Linked DNA regions of Homo sapiens: region 2 is linked to region 1. Evidence: read pairs that join two places in POLR2A ChIA-PET (ENCODE). Cell type or tissue: A673. All regions are shown on one strand. Links, peaks and the distances in the headings refer to the core of each region. The heading gives the core; the rest is flanking DNA.

Region 1 (9,409 bases), core at 2,843-7,842:
GTAAAGTGCTAGACTGTGCTCCCTGGAAACACGAGCCTGGAAGCACATAGGCCTCCAACTCCCCACATCAGCCTGGCTTAAGCACCGTAGGCTGGAGTTCCTGAGTACAGCCAATCCATTCCTCTGTCAGACAGATAAGCCCTCCTTCCACCCCATGGCAGCAGAGCTAAGCAAGGGTCTCTCTAAAGACAACCTGTCTAAGCAGGAAGACTGTACTCTCACTGCGTTGCTACCAGCATGCACCCTTCCTTCTGCTTTCAGCATAGCAACAGCCAGGACATTGGCAAAGAACCATTGGTGGCCCAACTATGAATTGTTCCCAGACTTCCTGCAGGGAACACGATTCTCTTGCACAACTCAATATTAGCTACAGAACGAGCCACTGAGCTCAGAATATCTTTGCTAACTAGTCCAGTAGGCTAGCTTTACAATTTAGCTCTGGACTACTGCCTTTTCAGATAATTGACTTTAAGGGTTTTCCCCCTTTTATGATTTTTGTTTGTTTGTTTTTGAGACGGAGTCTTGCTGTGTCGTCCAGGCTGGAGTGCAGTGGCACAATCTTGGCTCACTGCAACCTCCACCACCCGGGTTCAAGCAGTTCTCCCTCTTCAGCCTCCCGAGTAGGTGGGATTACAGGCGCCCACCACCACGCCCAGCTAATTTTTAGATTTTTAGTAGAGATGGGGTTTCACCCTTTTGGCCAGGCTGGTCTTGAACTGCTGACCTCAAATGATCCACCCACCTCAGCCTCCCAGAGTGCTGGGATTACAGGCGTGAGCCACCACACATGGCTTATGATTTTTAAAAAAATACACATGTGGCTGGGCATAGTGGTTCACGCCTGTAATCCCAACAGTTTGGGAGGCAGATCACCTGAGGTCAGGAGTTCTAGATCAGTCTGGCCAACATGGTGAAATACCATCTCTACTAAAAATACAAAAATTAGCTGGGCATGGTAATCCCAGCTACTACTGAGGAAGCCGAGGTGGGAGAATCGCTTGAACTTCGGAGGCAGAGGTTGCAGTGAGCCAAGATCATGCCACTGCACTCCAGCCTGGGCAACAGAGCAAGACTCCGTCTCAAAAAAGAAGAAAACCACCACCAACAAAAAACACATGTAAATAATTCACAACAGTACAGAACAGTATGAAGCAGAAGCCAGGATTCCTCTCTCTCCATCAAGTGTATATCTTTCTAGTGTTAGGTTTCATTTCAAACTTTAAAAATCATTTTGTGTGCTATTTTAATTAATTGCTGTTTCTGTGGTGGTGGGTCAGTATGTCTTAATTCTGAATGTTTTCCCTGCACCTCCTAAAAGATCTTTTTTCCCCTAAGTCCTAACAGAATGGTATATTCCTCTGGAAAAAGATGAACGTCACCAATGGATTGTGCTGCTCTCGTTTCAGCTTTGATTTTTTTGTCCTTGAGAACCTTGTCCTCCCTGCTGATTTGTTTCTAAATCAAAAGAAATGAAGAAAAAAGTACTGTGACCTGAGAGACACCCTCCTCTAGAATTTAGTGGCGGGTCTGGGCTGGCAGAGGTAGGGGGCTGCTTTGGGCTTTGCACCTGCACTTTGGTGACATTGTTCTTCTGTGTTCCCTTTATTTATGCTGGTGGCTTCCATCCGTTCCTCCTCTGAGGGTGAGTGGAGGGGTATATGGAAACACGGCTATGACCAAAGGGAGATCCCAGCCTGGGCAGGCTGCGCTGCTGACCACCCTCCCTGGGGCCCGGGCTCTGTAGGAAAGTTGGTCCTTGACTGTGGCATTGCACTCTGCACTGTTTCTCTCTGCAGACCTAGGGGAAAACTGCAGGTGGAAGTGCTTTTCTACTAAGGCCTCTTACTTTGGGGGGGATGTGCCCTACAGAAGACATAGAAGATGGGGAAATGCCAATGGGCAAAGAGCTACTTTGAATACATAATTCTCTTCAAAGACTTCAGCAGCAAACCAAAACAGCAGGTTAAAAAAAAAGATGCTTTTTTGGGTGCAAGTCTAACCTGTCTAGCATGAGATCTTCTTGATTTTCTGATTATTTTATGTAGCTTGAGACAAAGTGAATCAACTTCCACTTAGTTGTACCGAGCATAAAACAGAACTTGGGCTTCCTGGCAGTGAGGCCACTGTCCCATCACAGATTTTTAAAATAAATATGATTTGAAGTAGTGTGATCTTTCACACAATCATACTCAGTAGGAACTTTTTGAAATAGGGCAAGTTTATGTTTCATGCGAGAAAACATGAAGGAGGGTTTTGGTTTTGGTCTGCAGTTTTTCCAAAGGGCTTTTATGAGATACATTTCCCACAAAGTCCATTTTGCCTTTGTTGCCTAAAACAGACAAAATAGACTTAGATTTATTAATAGAAACTATACTCTCTGCCAATTTTACCTCAGTGTATTTAATGGTCCTTTAATCTGATATAAGATGCCAAGGGTATTTGATAAAAATTCTTCTTCCATGCCATGTCAGGAGTTAATACAAATGAAGAAATTCCGTGGGTTCCCCTGGGATAAGTGAGGGTAGTGTCTTGGACAACACTATTGTTTGAAGGTTTATCTTTTCTAATCATGCTCTACCGCATTGTAGAGAGCCTAAAGAGAGTTGTTTCTGAGCTGATCTCAGGGAAATACAAATAACTTGGGAGATGAGGGAAATAAGATGAATTCTGTGCTGTCAAGGCAGTAAGTCTGAAGAAAGGACCATGCTTCTTATATTATCTTCCACCTTGCTTAAAACAGCCCATAGCTTTGAGTTGACATTTTCATTCTTGGCGGATAGCCTACTTTATGAAGGTAAGGAATGAACTCCTACCCTTCTTGGGTCATTCTCTGTACTGATGCGTTAGTCTTATAATACTTTGCACCAACCTGAGGAATCTTCTAGGCTTCTCTAGCATCCCCTAAGACTGTGGCTATTTCACGTCTCTCTCCCTGCCTGCCTTCCTTTTCCCTTCCTTTCCCCTCCTCATGTTTTCTGGTTGTGCCCATCTGTACCAGCTCCTTTCCATCCACCTTCGTATGCACCCAGATTTTTCTGTTCCCATCTGTCCTATTTGTTATTCATCCCGCTGCTCAACTTCTCCAGTATGTTGCTTCCCTTAAGTTGCCATTCATTCTCTTCATGACTTTTACTAACTCACTTCGGTCTCTGTCTGTCAACTAAACTTTTCTAAAGGTTACCAGTTATCCAATCACCAAATCCATGGCTTTTTCTCAAAGCTTAGTCTTGTCCTTGGCAGAACTGGACACTATTGACCATCCAAATGGAAATTCCCCTTTCTTGGTGTCTCTGACAAATGGTCCTTTGCCTTATCTTGTGCTGGTGGTGAAGAGGCCCTCAAAGCCAGGCCTCTCTATTCCTTTGACTGTCTCCTCAGCCATTAACCCATTCTTCATCCTCGGAGTGAGTGATTCCCAAGTCTTTGTCTTGGCTTAATCCCTAAAGAACCCAGTTCTGCTGGTATCGAATAGTTCAGCTTGGTTGTCATTGAAAGGAATTTCTCTCTTCTGTCCATCAGCCTGTCCCTCCCAACTGTCTAGGACAGTCTTCGGTCACCTAAATTCCTAACTGCAGACTTTTGCCCTTTTTCTCTCTCATCACCAAAGTCCCATCCATTTTTTTTTAATAAAAGATCCTCAGCTACAGTCTTTCCATTTTCCTTGCTTCTCTTATTGCACACCCCCAGCCCATTTTGCTTCTCTCTTGGATTTTGTTTTTTCAGATCCACATTTATTGGGTTTCCTGTCCAGCTTCTTGGAAAGGAGCTCACTCTTGGAAAGACTGATCTTTCCAAAATATTTTCCCTGGTCTGAAGCTTTGGTGTGAACTTCTCAAGGCTTAGAGAATCCAGTTACAGACCTTTTGGGGTTCAGGATGCTATAGATTGACACCCTCCTGCCTGTTTTTCTCTGCATCCCAACCTGGCCAAGGCCCCTCCTGTGGGGTGCCCATCTGTGCCTTTATTCCGGCTGTGCCCTCGACTTTCCAGCTTCCCATGTTTCTTTGGTTAGGTTTCTCTCCCTTCCTTCTTTCTCCTTCCCCAATCCGCCTGTTTCGTCAGGGCCCAGTTTGTTTCCTCATACACCTTCCTCACTACCCCACCCCACATGGTTGACTCTTTCCCTCAGCTCCACCAGCTCTTCATCATGCCACTCATTTCAGAACTTGAGCAAAACAGGGCAGTCAGGATCTGATGTCTTTCTGGTCTCCCTAAGAAAACTAAGCTCTTGAGGGACAGCCCTTGGCAATGCTTTCCTATCTGCTGATCATGGTGACCTTCCTTAGGACTTCCAGAGTTCAGTTCCTTCTGGCAGAGAGGTTTTCTTTCTCCATGCCATATGGATGTGACTCAAATGAGGGGTCCCACAGCTTTTCCTGGCTACCACTTGCTGTGACCTTATACATGTTGGGGTTTGCTCTTAAAGAGGAGAGCAGGAAGAAAGGTTGGTTTCAGAAACCAAGAGGGTCGGCAGTGGACGCGTACATTTTGTCACGGAGTCCACAGAGCTGAGCTTTTGAGCAGACTCTGAGAAGTATCATTGCTTGTGTTGAAAGAATACAACAGGATTTAAGTTTCTCTTTAGAAATTGCACTGAAGAAAGGCCGGGCGCGGTGGCTCCCCCTGTAATCCCAGCGCTTTGGGAGGCCGAGGCGGGGGGATCACGAGGTCAAGAGATCGAGACCATCCTGGCCAACATGGTGAAACCCCGTCTCTAATAAAAATACAAAAATTAGCCGGGCATGGTGACGTGCACCTGTAGTCCCAGCTACTAGATAGGCTGAGGCAGGAGAATTGCTTGAATCCGGGAGGCGGAGGTTGCAGTGAGCCGAGATCGTGCCACTGAACTCCAACCTGCCAATAGAGCGAGACTCCGTCTCAAAAAAAAAAAAAAAAAAGAAAGAAATAGCATTGAAGAAAATACCGCACATCAGAGGAAAGCTTATTTTCTGCATGGTGTCTTTTCAAAGATAGAATATTTGAAGCATGTTTTCTAGCGATTGTGTGGATGAGGGTGAGCTGGCTGAGGCATCGCTCAAGCTGGGGGGTGGTGTGTAAGAAGCACGTGGAGCCACAAGAGGCACCTCCTATAGTCAGCTAAGGGCTTCCCTTTCTGCGCCCAGCTTTTGGGTGAAGGGTGATTTCTATTAGACACATCTGTGCTTCAGTCATAGATGTTAATAGAGGAAGCAGTTTTCCTGCTGCAGATTCCTGAATAGAGTTGCTGAAAGAGTCTACTTCTGGACTCAGGGGAAGTTGAAGGCCAGTCTGTGTAGAAAGGCTGAGGCAACGGGGAAAGACCTGACAGCTAGTTACATACGCTCTGACATAGTACTCCCATGATGGCTTCCAGTGACACATGTGCTGATAGAATTCTAAACCTCTGGAATTTCCCTGCTGGCGACTTCTATGGCCGTTGACTGTACAGGGTAACCTGATGCCAGATGCTATGGGCGTGATGAGAACTAGAGCATTGCAGCATGGAGGAAACTGTGAGGCACCAGATCCTGTGCTTCTGCAGGCCATTTTCTGAAAACCCCTGTTAGGAAGGTTGGATTTGGCGTGACTTGCTTGAGCAAGAGTCCTGGGGAGAGATTTTGAGGTTTAATTTAACGGTATATCCAGAGCTAACAGTGACTCAACTCGTCTAGTTCTGCAAGTCAGATGTACACTTAGAGTCTCTCTGTGAAGGGTTTGGGTCTGAGCTGTATAGTATGTCAAACTGCCAGTAAGCCAGCCCCTCACCCTCTGATAGATATTCCTTTAATGCACCAGACTTCATGTTTGATAAATGATTAATGGTTGAAATTGTTTCTCTTCTTTTGTGTTTTCCCAGTTAATAGATGGTCACTGTTTCCACAATGTTTTATACTTTCAGCTTTTTGTAACTTAACTATAATTACTTAATTTTATTTTTTTAAAGCTTGTTGTGGTCTAATGAGAAGTATTTTTCAGTGCATAATGTTTTTCTGAGCTTCTGTAAATGCCATCCCAATGTGGTTTGGTTTTGTTGAACAGAAACCAAAATAAATTTCAAAATGTTAAAGCAATGGATTTAATACATTTATTTATTTATTTATTTTATTTTATTTTTGAGACAGAGTCTTGCTCTGTCACCAGGCTGGAGTGCAGTGGTATGATCTTGGCTCACTGCAACCTCCGCCTCCCAGGTTCAAGCGATTCTCCTGCCTCAGCCTCCCGAGTAGCTGGGACTACAGGTGCGTGCCACCACGCCCAGCTAATTTTTGCATTTTTAGTGGAGACGGGGTTTCACCATGTTGGCCAGGATGGTCTCAATCTCTTCTTCGTGATCCGCCCACTTTGGCCTCCCAAAGTGCTGGGATTACAGGTGTAAGCCACCACGCTCGGCCAATAAATTTATTAATATTATATTAAGATGAACTCCAATAAGACCTTTGGCATGTCAGTTTAACATAAGTGAAAGGTCCTTTTTATGCCTTTTGAGCCTTCCTTCACCTTCCATCCAACACACACATGTACCAGTAAATTGCAGATGCCATTTCTGGGCTTTGCACACTTTCTCTGGCTTTCCATGTTCTGCTCCTGACCAACTCTCTTGCCACCTGACTCCTCCCAGCCTGGCTGCCTGCTTTCAGTAGCTGGGCCATTGCTGGGAACACTCTGTTGCCTCCCTGTGCTGTCCTCTGCTGTGCCATTGTGTGGAATGCCCTGCAGCCTGCCTCAACACAATGAAGTAATCTTACCAGTCGATGCCCTGACTCCTGACGTCACCCTTCCCTGCCCTGTGTCACCTTTCCCTGCATATTTGGAGGATAAGGCTTGATTGAGGCTCGGGTACCGAGCTCCCTGAAGGTGCCTTGATGCTGGCACATCGAGAACCAGATGCCACCCCGATGATAAGGAAGACAGACCCGGGACTTCCATATGAATTGGGTATGATCGTCTGACATGCACCCTACTAACTGATGGATCCTGCTGTTACCCCAAAGCTCCAGAACCACACTGGCCAGACACAGGCATTTCCTGTCCCCTGAAGAGCCACTGAACCCAGCACAAAAGAGATCTAGAGCTCTCCAAACCTATGGAATGGCAACCAAAACCATGCCCAGGTTTTGAGTTAAGCCTCATTAGTCTCCCTTTTCCCTTGACAGTGTAGAACTGTGCAGCGTAGCACTAAGTGAATGAGAGCAGAAGCCTCAGGACAGAACTGAACCCACCAGCTTGAGCTGACAACACTGCCAGGGGTTCTGTCCACAGATGGAATATTCGCTTTGATCACTGAGTTAGGAGGCATGGGTGAGGGATGCAGAGCGCCGCTCGTCATGAGACATCAAGCTATCCAAGTCAATATCCTATTAGTAGGGATGGCATATTATAGAAGGTGGAAAGATCTCACCTGCCCCAGCTGGAAACAGTGATTCCATTGCCCCAGATTCGGAATTGTGATTTAAACTAGGCCTCTCTTCAGGCATCAGAACCAAATAAGAGTGGTTTATATGTGCAAGGAACTAATGCCCCAGCTATTGGGCAAATTCCTCTGACTCCTCCCTGATGGAACTAATTCTTCTGTGCCCAGATCCTAGAGACAAGATCCTTAAGGTCTGAGTACAAGTTCCACTTCAGGATGGCGCTGCTGCACAGCAGGGCACCTTGCAGGGCCCCTACCAGTCCACAGGTGAAGATACCCTGGCCTAGGAGGCAAGAGCAGAGGCCCCTGAGTGTGCACCCAGGCAGGCCCAGGGGAGGGTGGGGCCTTGGTGCTCTTCCCTCCACATGAGGGCCACCCAGAGCTGGCTCCAATCAGACAGGGGCCACAGCCTGCCCAGGCAGCCCTGCTCAGGGGATGGGAGGCTGCAGGGGACAGCAGGGCCTGAGGGCAGGAACAGAGGACGTTGGGCGACAGGGGCCCAGGGTCTCAGGTCCTGACAACATGGGGCAGTGAGTATACCTGTCAGAGGTTGGTGATGGGGCTCTGGGCCTTCAAGGCCATCACACGAGGGTGCAGGCGGCCCAGGTCATGGTCAGCCCTGTAGCAGACACCTCGGGGAGCAGCCAGAACTGGTTGGTGAGTGGGGATCCTGCAGTCACACTCTCCACCTGAGGGCAGAAAGGGTGGGGCAGGCATGTGAGATCCTGGCTCCCCTCCCTCTTCCACTCTTTCCCATTCACTGACTCCGGGGTTGGGTGCCCTGTCCTTCCCTGGGGCTCATGTCTTGGGGCCCAATTCCCCTGTCTCAAGGAAAGGGCAGAAATAGCACCATGAGGTCCGTCACCACCCCAAATACTTTACCCCCTACCTTCCCCTCCAGCTGTGGGAACAGTTTCAGGACCACTGACATAGAGGCTTCCACAAAGAAGTTTTTGAAGGTCTCATAGTCACTGCCCTACTTTCCCTTCAGTTCCACCTGCCACTCCTCAAACCACTCGTAGGTGCTGGGTATGAGCATGATCATGGTGGACCGGCCTGGGGATCAGAGCTGATATTACTACTGCCCGGCCCCTCCCTCCACCCCCTCACCCAGGACGTGCAGCCCCCCGTGGGAATCGGTCCTCCCAGGTCGGATCCTTGGCTGATGGGAAAGCGAAGAAGAGAAGAGGGATGTGTTCCGCAGCCTCTTCCCTGGGCATGGAGATGTAGCGCTCCATCCTGCGTGTGACAAGAGTGTGGTGCGATCTCCAGGCTTTTGTCCTCAAAACCCCAGAACCACTGCAAGGACTGCTCGTCCCTAGGGACTCCCCACAGGGGTGAAGCTGAGCCACAGCCTTGGTGTGACAAACTTCCAGGTGCAAATTGGAAATTGCCTACTTCCTCCCATTCCATAACTTCTGCTCGTTCTCTGAGTCAAGCAGGGAGGCACGGGCCACACACACACGTGCACCTTACGCCTGGTCCATGTCCGTGTCATAGTAAACATAGTAGTTGGTGGACGGCAGATGCAGGTCCTCCTTGGTGCCTCGCAGGCAGATGAAAACAGAGGTCATGCCTAAGCCGGGCTGAACTGTCCCCAGCTGCTGCTTCACACCTGCAAAGGGGAGTGGTTGGTGCCTTTGTGGACCATGGCCGGAGACAGCCACTCCCTGCTCCCAGGAGAGCCTCAGGGTGACCGCTCGCTGTGTCCTGAGCCTTATCTTCAGTTGCCAGCTTTGTGCCCAGGCCACTTTTACAGCTGTTTCAACTTGATGTTGGCAGGGGCCTGCTCTTCTGTGTCCTCCTGCCTGGGAAGGACACTGCCCCAGGTTCCTATTCTTCCACCTCCCCTGCCTCTGCTCCAAGCCCCTTCAGAGGCAGGTAAAGCCCAGCCCTGGTCCTCAGCCCCCATGAGCTGGCTCAGCACCTGCAGGAAGGTCAAGCTTACTGCCTCCCATCTTCCCCTTCGTGTCTTGAAGTGTGGAGCACATGACTGGGTTCCCCCCATGAAGACCACAC
Region 2 (9,409 bases), core at 2,808-7,807, 79 kb after region 1:
GACCCAATTACCCCACCTATCACTCTCCCCACTGGATGTCCAAAAAGTATCTCCAATACAACATGTCCCAAACAGAGCTCCTAATTATTTCCTCCCAAACCTGCCCCTCCCACAGTCTTCTCCATTTCTGTCAATGACACTTTCTTCTTTCCCACTGCCCAGGAGACATTCCTAACTCTTCTTCCTCTTGCTCCCCACATTTGTTCCATCAGCAAATCCTGTCACTCCTCCTTCAAAATGGGTCCAGAATCTGAGAACTTTCCCCATTTCTACTGCCACCATCCAGGCCCCACTGGCCCAACAACTTGTCTCTGATTTTCTACCCTTGACCCCTTCGGTCTATGATTATATCATGGCAGCCATGGCGCTACGTTAAAACAAAGGTTGGATCACGTCACCTTTCTGCTCAAGACCCCTCTCTACTCCCCATCTCAGTCAAAAGGCTTCATCATGGGCTGCATGCCCCTGTGACCAGCCCCCTGTCCCCTTTCTGACTGTGCCTCCTTCAGTGCTGCCCCCCAGCCTTGCCCACTCTGCTCCAGCCACTCTGTTCTGCCCGCTCCTGGAACCTACCAAGCGCCATCCCCTTTGCACCTGCTGTTCCCTCTGCCTGGCGTGCTCTTCCCCCGTGTATGTGTCTATAGAGTTTGTCACCTCCCTGTGAGGCCTTCAATAAATATTGAATAAATGAATGAACAAGCAAACTGAAGGCTTTACCCTGAACCCTCCCTGGCAGGCCGGGATCCCACAGTTTGCCTGTTCGTTCTTTCCCTGTGGCTGGATCCTGAACTCCGCCCACCACATCTCCCACCCCCAGGGGGTGCTGTTCACAATGTGGTCCGTGGCTAGCAGGGCAGCTCCCAACGTCAACTCTGCAGGGAGCCGTGTGAAGTCACAATATGAATACCCGGCCCTTTCTAAGGTGCCTGGCACGTAGTGGATGGCTCAGCGTATATCTCCTGAACGAAGTTTCACCTCTCACCCTGAGCCAGAATCCTGCCCACTCAGAACCCAAGACCCATGCCTGGGGCTGCCTCTGGCCAGGAAGCTCTCTCTCCTCAGCCCATCCCCAGCCTTCTCCTCCTGGCCCAGCTCCCCCTTCCCTTGCTGAGTTTCTAGCACCTCTTATGCTGTTCACACCCAGACAATTCCGAAAACACTGGATCCCCTGTGAATGGTGTGGAAATGCAACTTCCCCACGTGGAGTCGCTGGGCATGTTCCCCTTCCCTTCCCCTCGAACCCTGCACAGAGGGGGCCATTATGTCACACAAGGCCACTTCACGAGTAAGGGACAAAACAGCCCTTTTGAAACTCAAAACAAAGCTTAAGAGCCGCACCTGAGTTACTAAAGCTTCCACTCAGCCTCACCCATTCCTAGCAATAAGCTGCAGCAGCCGGATCTGCTCCCACCTCTGGGTGACGGCTGGGAACACCAGGCTGTTACCTTTCATCAAAAACACAAAGGGACAGCAAGGGACCTCAGGCATGTAATGGCGCCGAGGAGTAGCCATAACATGTTATTACAGAATTAGTTCTTTCGAAACTGCGTGCCAACTGATTATTAATAAACTGCAAAAATGAGTTAAGGGCGGAATAATTGGGGCTGAATGCCTACCAATCCTGCACATGTTAACCAAGACATATGAGGTTCAACTAGAAGCCAATTGAACAGTTACTTATTGTTAACTACTATGTGCCAAGATGTCGGTGCGTCGAGATCTTTAAGACTTGCTGGAGGCCCCACTGCCAGAGGTGTGTAATCTAAATGGGGAAAGGAAAGGAAAACATGCCCTTTCATTCAATAGTTTTTAAAACAGTACAGTGTACTAGGAAAGGCTGAGGTAAAACATCTGCTTCAATAGGGAGGCAGAGAAAAGGGGATATAGAGGCCCTGGGGAGATTTCTTGAAGGAGACAGAAAACTGGAGATCTGCAAAGAGAAGAAACAGGAGGAAGCAACACATCCCGTGTGGAAGGGGAGAAAGTGGGTGCTGTGAGCAGGAGTGACAAAGTCTTCAGGAAGACTGAGCCTGGGGACAAGGCTGGCCTCAACATTTGCCTTCTATACAGGGTGTGCACAAACCTCAATGCCAAGCCCCATTCAAGGAAAAGGAGGAAGGCTGCAGATGGACCTCACTGACTCTCCCTACAGCAGAAGCGGGCACAGCCGGGTGCAGCGTCTAGGTCAGGAGAGGTGGTGTTTGCATTCATGCTGTCATAACGGCTGTGGTCAGGCTTGGATGAGGACGTCAAGCTGACAAAACCTCAAGGTGATGGAGGACCATTCCTTCCATTATTTGAGCCATCCCAGAAAGAAGGGAGGTAATTCTTAAGCGCGACATGTTCACAAATGGAAAAGTGTGGATTTGGCCTGGATGTTGGCATTTTACTTGGGCCGGGGCTTTATGTGACGTGGGTTCTATGTTGGCAGCCCAGAGGCAGCCAAGTGACCCAGGGAAGCCAGCAACCATAGGGTTTCCAGCCTCATGGTATCAATGGAAGAATTATGAGATCACAAATGTCAGAGCCCCTGGGGCCTTGTAGGTAAATGCTTGGTTTGATTTTAAGTGATCCAGATAATAGAAGAAGTTCTCACTGGCTTCTTTAAGATGGTCCCTTAGACTTACAGATGTTTTTAGGTTCTCATGATTCAAAAATCTATTCTTGCCCCCCCGCACCACCGCCCCCCTCCGCCCAAAAAAAAAGCAAGCAAGCAAAGAGAAACCTGAAAGGAATATTTACCAAAAAGCAAACTATTCCTGGACTCACGGAGTTATCCAGGTCCTAAGGAAATACAAATAGAGTCCAACAGACAGTTTAGTTAAAATACTAAAAATAAACAGTGGCTGTATTTAATTTCTTTTTTTAAGTTTCTAAGGAAGTCAATAAAATAAAAATATATCTGGGGCCTGAATTATCATGCATGAACAAGGACTGCTTGAAAGTGTACCCAGGTTGGGCCCGATGGCTCATGCCTATAATCCCAGCACTTTAGGAGGCCAAGGTGGGCAGATCACCTGAGGTCAGGAGTTCGAGACCAACCTGACCAACATGGTGAAACCCTGTCTCTACTAAAAATATAAAATTAGCTGGGCATGGTGGCGGGCACCTGTAATCCTAGCTGTCAGGAGGCTAAGGCAGGAGAATCGCTTGAACCCGGGAGGCAGAGGTTGCAGTGAGCCAAGATGGTGCCATTGCATTCACCTAAGCAACAAGAGTGAAACTCCATCTCAAAAAAAAAAAAAAAAAAAAAAAAAAAACAAAAACAAAGTGCATCCAGTCCTCTGGATCAAAGAGTGCAAAGAGGCTCTTCCCTGCTGTTCCCCTGCTCCCATCCTCTAGACTCAATGAGTCAGTCAACAAACTTCTACTGTGCACCACCATGTAGAAGGCACTGAGGACAGGGCATTTCAAGAGTCAAATGAGGAAAATACTCGTGTGCCAACTTCTGTTCCCACACTGAGAAAGAAAGAGAGCAAAAACTGCTGAGCTCCAAAAGACATGCTGTGTAAAAAATGTTGAAAAGGAAGACAAACCCTTTAAAAGGGTGACCTTGGGCGGGCCCTTCCCAATTGAGTTAAATGTCACTAACTCTGAGAACTTGTACTTTCTGATTTCCTGATTTTGCAGAATCTAAAGCTAGCATAATGAATTTAAACCCTCCAGCTTCCTTCCTTTCTCCATTTCCTTAAAAACAAAAACAAAAGGCACAGATTTAATATTTCCATTAAAATAAAACTTAACAAAAAGCATCACATACTTTTACTATTACCATAGTTTAGGAAAGAAACACATTTTTCTCTCTTTTGGCTGCAAGACTATTTTTTCAAATTTCAGCAGGCACAAAATTCTGCCCCTTGGTGACTTAATCTGTAAGTACAAGCACTATTTCAGGCAACTGATTTTTTTTTTTTTTTTTTTGAGGCAAGAGTCTTGCTCTGTTGCCCAGGCTGGAGTGCACTGGTGTGATCTTGGCTCACTGCAACCTCTGCCGCCTGGGTTCAAGCGATTCTCCTGCCTCAGAGTAGCTGGGATTACAGGCACTCGCCACCATGTCCAGCTAATTTTTTTTTTTTTTTTGTATTTTTAGTAGAGATGGGGTTTGGCCATGTTGGCCAGCCTGGTCTTAAACTCCTGACCTCAGGCGATCCACCCACCTTGGCCTCCCAAAGTGCTGGGATTACAGGTGTGAGCCACCATGCCCAGCCAATGGTTTTATCATCTGTGTGTTTCTCAGTTATCTCCTTCACCTCTAACACGGGAACTGTTAGAAACAGGAGGGAAGTTCCCATATCAGCCCTTTGACTCCTCTCCGGTTTGCCATCCACACCCTCTGCGATGACAGCCTGAGGTTTAAAACATCCTTCATCTCCACAGCAGTCCCCCGGCTTCCTCTGTGTTCACAACAGCCTTGTGAGAGAGGGAGGTGCAGGGACATAATCATCTCCATTGTGCAGAGGAGGAAAGGGAGGCTCCCAGAGCTGCTCTGTGCAACGTGGTCCATGCAGTGCAGTGGCCACTTGCCACATGTGGCTATGGAGCCCTGGAAATGGCATGCAGGCCACAGGAAACACACACGGAACACTCAGTACGAGAAAAGAACATCCAACGTCTCAGTAATCAGTCTTTAAATTGATTACATGTTGAAATGCTAATACTGTTGATGAATTGGGTTACATAAGATATACTATTAAAATTAATTTACTTGCTTCCTTTTCATTCTTGTTTTTTTTTTGTTTTTTTTTTTTTTTTTAGATGGAGTCTCGCTCTGTTGCCCAGGCTGGAGTGCAGTGGCGCGATCTTGGCTCATTGCAACCTCTGCCTCCCAGGTTCAAGTGATTCTCCTGCCTCATCCTCCCCAGTGGGTGGGATTAACAGGTGCGTGCCACCATGCCCGGCTAAATTTTTTGTATTTTTAGTAGAGATGGGGTTTCATCATGTTGGTCAAGCTGGTCTCGAACTCCTGACCTCAAGTGATCTGCCTGTCTCAGCCTCCCAAGGTGCCTGGATTACAGGCATGAGCCACTGCGCCCGATCTTCATTCTCTTTTAATGTGGCTACATGAAAATTTAAAATTACTGCTTCAGCTTATATTTCATTTTTATTGGACAGTACCACCCTGGAGAGATTGGTGCAAAGTCATCCAGCAGGCCAGGGACAGACCTGGGCCAAATCCACTGCTCCCACTGCGTTTGGGGGCATGGCATCTTCCAGGGCATGATGGGTTGGGAAGAGTTTGCACATAGAGGAGAAACAGTCCACACTGTGATGAGTTTGCACATAGAGGAGAAACAGTCCACACTGTGCCCAGCATGAGGGGGAGGGATGCTGCCTGGGGTCTGTGTCCGTGGCAGGGCAGGGAGGGGTCTGGAGGGCAGGGAGCAACCCTCACAGCAGCAGAGAAGCAGGGCAAAGGACCACAGGGAAGGCCTCCGACTGCATAGGAAGGAGCATACAGGGACTGCAGGGGGAGCCTCAGCCTGGCGGGCTGGTCCAGTGAGGGAAGTGGGGTATATACATCTCCAAAACAGGGACCCAACTCTTAACCCTTCCTTCCATCTCTTTTCTACACAGTTAAATTCTACACAGTTAAGGAATTACGTTAAATTTTATATCAGATTTAGTCATACCCCTGGACCCCTGTTTAAAATGCTCCAATACCAGTTTGGCCAACATGATGAAACTCCATCTCTACTAAAAATACAAAAATTAGTCGGTGTGGTGGTGGATCACGCCTGTAGTCCCAGCTACTTGGAAGGCTCAGGCAGAAGAACTGCTTGACCTCGGGAGGCGGAGTCAGCAGTGAGTGGAAATTGCGCCACGACACTCCAGTCTGGGCGACAGAGTAAGACCCTGTCTCAAGAAAAATAAATAAATAAATAAATAAATAAATAAATAAATAAATAAATAAATAAATAAAATGCTCCAAAAGATTGTTCCCTGTCCATCCAACCTAAAGTAGCCCCTCAGATACTACCCCACTGTGCTGCGCAGTCCTCTGTATGGTGTATCATTACTGTCTGGGTGTTTCCATCTGTTCACTCTCTGTTTCCCCCCAGCAGAATGTGATATCCATGAGGGCATAGACTTTGCCTGTGTGGTTTTCTGCCCCATCCTCAGCTCCTAGGACAGTGACTGGAGGCAGAAGGCAATCCATAAGGAAGCGTTGAAGGAAGAATCAATGAAGGAATCACGGCCCCGGCTGTGCGGGATGACTCAGTTCCTACCACGGGTGCCATGTGCCGGATAAGATGCTGCTCTGAATCCCCCCAAAAGAGTAGTCATCTTCCTTGCAGATAAGGCAGCTGAAGGCTCCGTGTCTCTGTTTGCTTGTGCCCTTCCCCCAGTACCTGGAGAACGGCCTTCCCTGCCCCAGCTGAAGCTCCTAAGCCCGCCTCCCGCTGCCTGCCCTGACTTCGGGGCTCCTCCCCTTCCTCCAAAACCCTTCACAGGACACAAAGTGCCGAAGCCTGGAGTCGTCTGTGTGCTGGCCTTTCTTCCCCATGCACTTATGGACTGTTAGTGAATAGTGCCTATGTCTTACACAACTGAATCTCCACCTCCCTCGCTCGCTGCCACTGCGCCAGGGCTGCTCTGGGTATACAGCAGGAACCTAATAATCATCTGCTTCAACTGAGCCAGGCAGGGAGAGCCTTTCCTCCCACTGACCCTGGCGGCCCAGGGCGGAAGCCTCCTTCGCCTGGAATGCCACCACCTGTTGGGTCCTGCCCGCATCACCTTCCCCCTGCGTCACTTTCCTCTTTGTCCGCTCACACTTTGCTTGCATGCCTCCCGCTTCTGCGGAGGCATGTCCTCCATATGTGAAGAGCCAGGGAGCCCGCGAACCCCGCTTTAGGCCTCCTGTTCTTACCCTCTCCTCCCTGACCCTGCCTGATTTGGCAGCCCCCCACCAGCCCCCTCCCTCCTTCTTCATGCCCCTCCTCCCTCCCCCATTATCCTTAGCTTTGCAACCCACCCCCCAACCCCACTGTTTACACAGCTGCAGAATGAAGAGATGCTCTCTTCTCCACTCTCCAAGCCCAGGGTTAATATATGTGTATTTCTGGCTCCCCACAACTTGGGGCAGAGGGAACACTGCCCCCAACCCAATCTCCTGTAAATAGTTGGTACATGGATAGTGACATTTTCTGAGGATGGAAAAGCATGTTGAACCACTTAGAGTGAGTGATCCTGTGGATGCCTGTGCAGGTTGTACATAGCCTTCCTGTAGCCCAGGAAAGGAGCAGCTGCTCCACACTGTGGAAGCCCCAGACAGCAAGCGACAGGCTGAGAGGGGGCTGCACTGCAGACCTCGGAGTCACCAGGGCTCCAATCAGGGGCCACAGTTATAACAAGGATCCAGTGAAGGATCCTTGTTATAACTGTGAGCTGTGATTGCACCACTGCATCCTTCTCAGTCCAAAGCTTGGCCAAGTGTGTGGGCAAGTTGCTGGAAATTTTAAAAAACACAACAAACCACTAGACAAACTGTCCAGGAGTTCTAACAAATACCTTAGAACTATAACAAAAGGCTTGAAGGTATTTTGGGCCTCTCCAGTCCTAAGACGTGCTCCAAATGATCACCACCTCCTGGACCATACTTCAGGGCAGATGGGAAAACCCAACCAGAAAGGTCTAAAAAGCACCTCTCCTGAGCCTATGGTGGTATCTCAGCATCCTATTTCAGACTAATGCAGGTTATCTGAGATCAGAGTTCCAAGAAAAGAGCTTACGACAGTGACCTGGGGTCTGAGGGATGCAAAGAGCTGATGCCCTCGCCCCGTGGTGGTAGACAGGTTTAGGGAACAAAGCATTTGGAAATCTCAGTCACTGCAAATGACCCTGCAGTCCCTCCTTCTCTCCTCCTGGTTCCTATTACTCGGCAATTCCTAGAAAGCCATGAGACTTTTGACGCTCCTCTAAAATGAAATTGTTACTTTGCATTCTGACTTTCTCCCAGGAGCTCAGACTTGGGACTCTGTTTACCTCTTATGTTGCCCCTGCCCCCAACACAGCCCCCAGAGCATGATACATGGGTAGATACATATAACTGATCCCCGGCAAGGCTCTCTTTCCAAGAAATTACCTGACTTACCTTATGGGATGCCTCCCAGCCAGAAATCTGACAAGCCCAGCACCTGTCTCTCACCTTTCTCTTGAAAATTCATTCTTACATTCTGGGGCTCCAGGGACACACCAGGGGGTTCACACAATTGCATCCAGAGGCCTCCAGCTGCAAACATAGAAGGAAAGCCCCTGGATCTGACCCACACCAGAGGCCTCTCTGCAGACAAACGGGGGAAGTATGGACCTGATTTTGCCTGTGATGTCTCCTGGAGTCCAGGACAACCATGGTGACCCAGGTCATCTCAAAGCAAAGAACAGAGTCCAGAAAAATCTGCCTGTATGGACAGAGTGCCATAGGGTCTGAAATACTCACTGATACAGACCGGGCTTGAGTGAATAACTCACTTCAGGGTTGTTAAAGCCATCTTGGCATGAGTCTCAAGGTTGGGTTTTTTTTGGGGGGGGGATGGCGTGGTTTGAGACAAGGTCTTGCTCTGTCACCCAGGCTGGGGTGCAGCAGTGCAATCACAGCTCACTGCAGCCTTGACCTCCAGGGCTCAGGCAATCCTCTCACCTCAGCTCCCCAAGTAGCTGAGGGCATGCCACCATGCCTGGCTAATTTTTTGATTTTTTTTGTAGAGGCGAGGTCTCACTATATTGCTTAGCTGGTCTTGAACTCCTGGGCTCAAGCGATCCTCTTGCCTCCGCCTCTCAAAGTGCTGGGATTACAATCATGAGCCACAGTACCCAGCCTGGTGGGTTTTTATTTCTGGTAGAGACAGACTTTCCCTATGTTACCTAGGCTGATCTTGAATGCCTGGGCTCAAGCAGTGCTCCCACCTTGGCCTCCCAAAGTGTTGGGATTACAGGCATGAGCCACACCGCACCTGGCCCCTTATAAGGTGTAGCCAAGTTTTTATTTATGTCATTGCTAAAAAGGTACCTGTTTTGCCCTTGCCCTTAAGATCCTAATGCCTTGGCTAGTGGAGAGCGTCACAGGTATAACACATTGGCTGCCTCTTCCTAGTTGAGCTCCGCGAGGCTTCTGGGCTGCAGGTAGGGATTAGCTCCATGGTACAGATGAGGAAATGTGCCCATGGTCACACCACAAGGGAGCCAGCCCTGAGCCTAGGGGGTGGGGCTCCCAGCACGGGGCCTTCCTCTTTTCCACACTGCCCCTTAGGAACCACATTCCCAGCATCCCCAGAGGGTGGTGATAAACCAACCCTGCTCACTCCACTGCATCCTAGATTGTAGGATAAAGAAATGGCTTCGGGGAGACAGGGTAGGGACAGACAAAGTCCATAATGAAGCCAAACTCACATCCAAGTGCTTTGGATTA

What was found. Peaks named below come from ENCODE experiments on the same cell type or tissue, not always from the same donor. Only the 100,000 strongest peaks of a DNase experiment are listed, where the experiment ranks them.
Region 2: POLR2A ChIA-PET joins it to region 1 with 9 read pairs; 3 of 35 experiments call an interaction of 5 or more read pairs at or near these places.

What each region holds. Positions count from the first base shown.
Region 1 is chr2:85,314,668-85,324,076 of GRCh38, reverse strand. TGOLN2 (trans-golgi network protein 2) reads left to right here. Exons shown (of 4, transcript NM_006464.4): 4 at 1,336-6,050. The coding sequence ends at 1,341. Among named protein-coding and RNA genes, the nearest start is that of TGOLN2, 8.6 kb to the left of the region's middle. In A673, for the core only: no CTCF peak of the experiment used is centred there; no DNase peak of the experiment used is centred there; H3K27ac peaks cover 306 bases.
Region 2 is chr2:85,235,289-85,244,697 of GRCh38, reverse strand. The region is part of intron 3 of TCF7L1 (transcription factor 7 like 1); the gene reads right to left. Among named protein-coding and RNA genes, the nearest start is that of TCF7L1-IT1, 54 kb to the right of the region's middle. RefSeq lists enhancers at 5,897-6,400, 6,401-6,906. In A673, for the core only: a CTCF peak has its summit at 3,848; a DNase peak (open chromatin) is centred at 3,537; H3K27ac peaks cover 1,342 bases.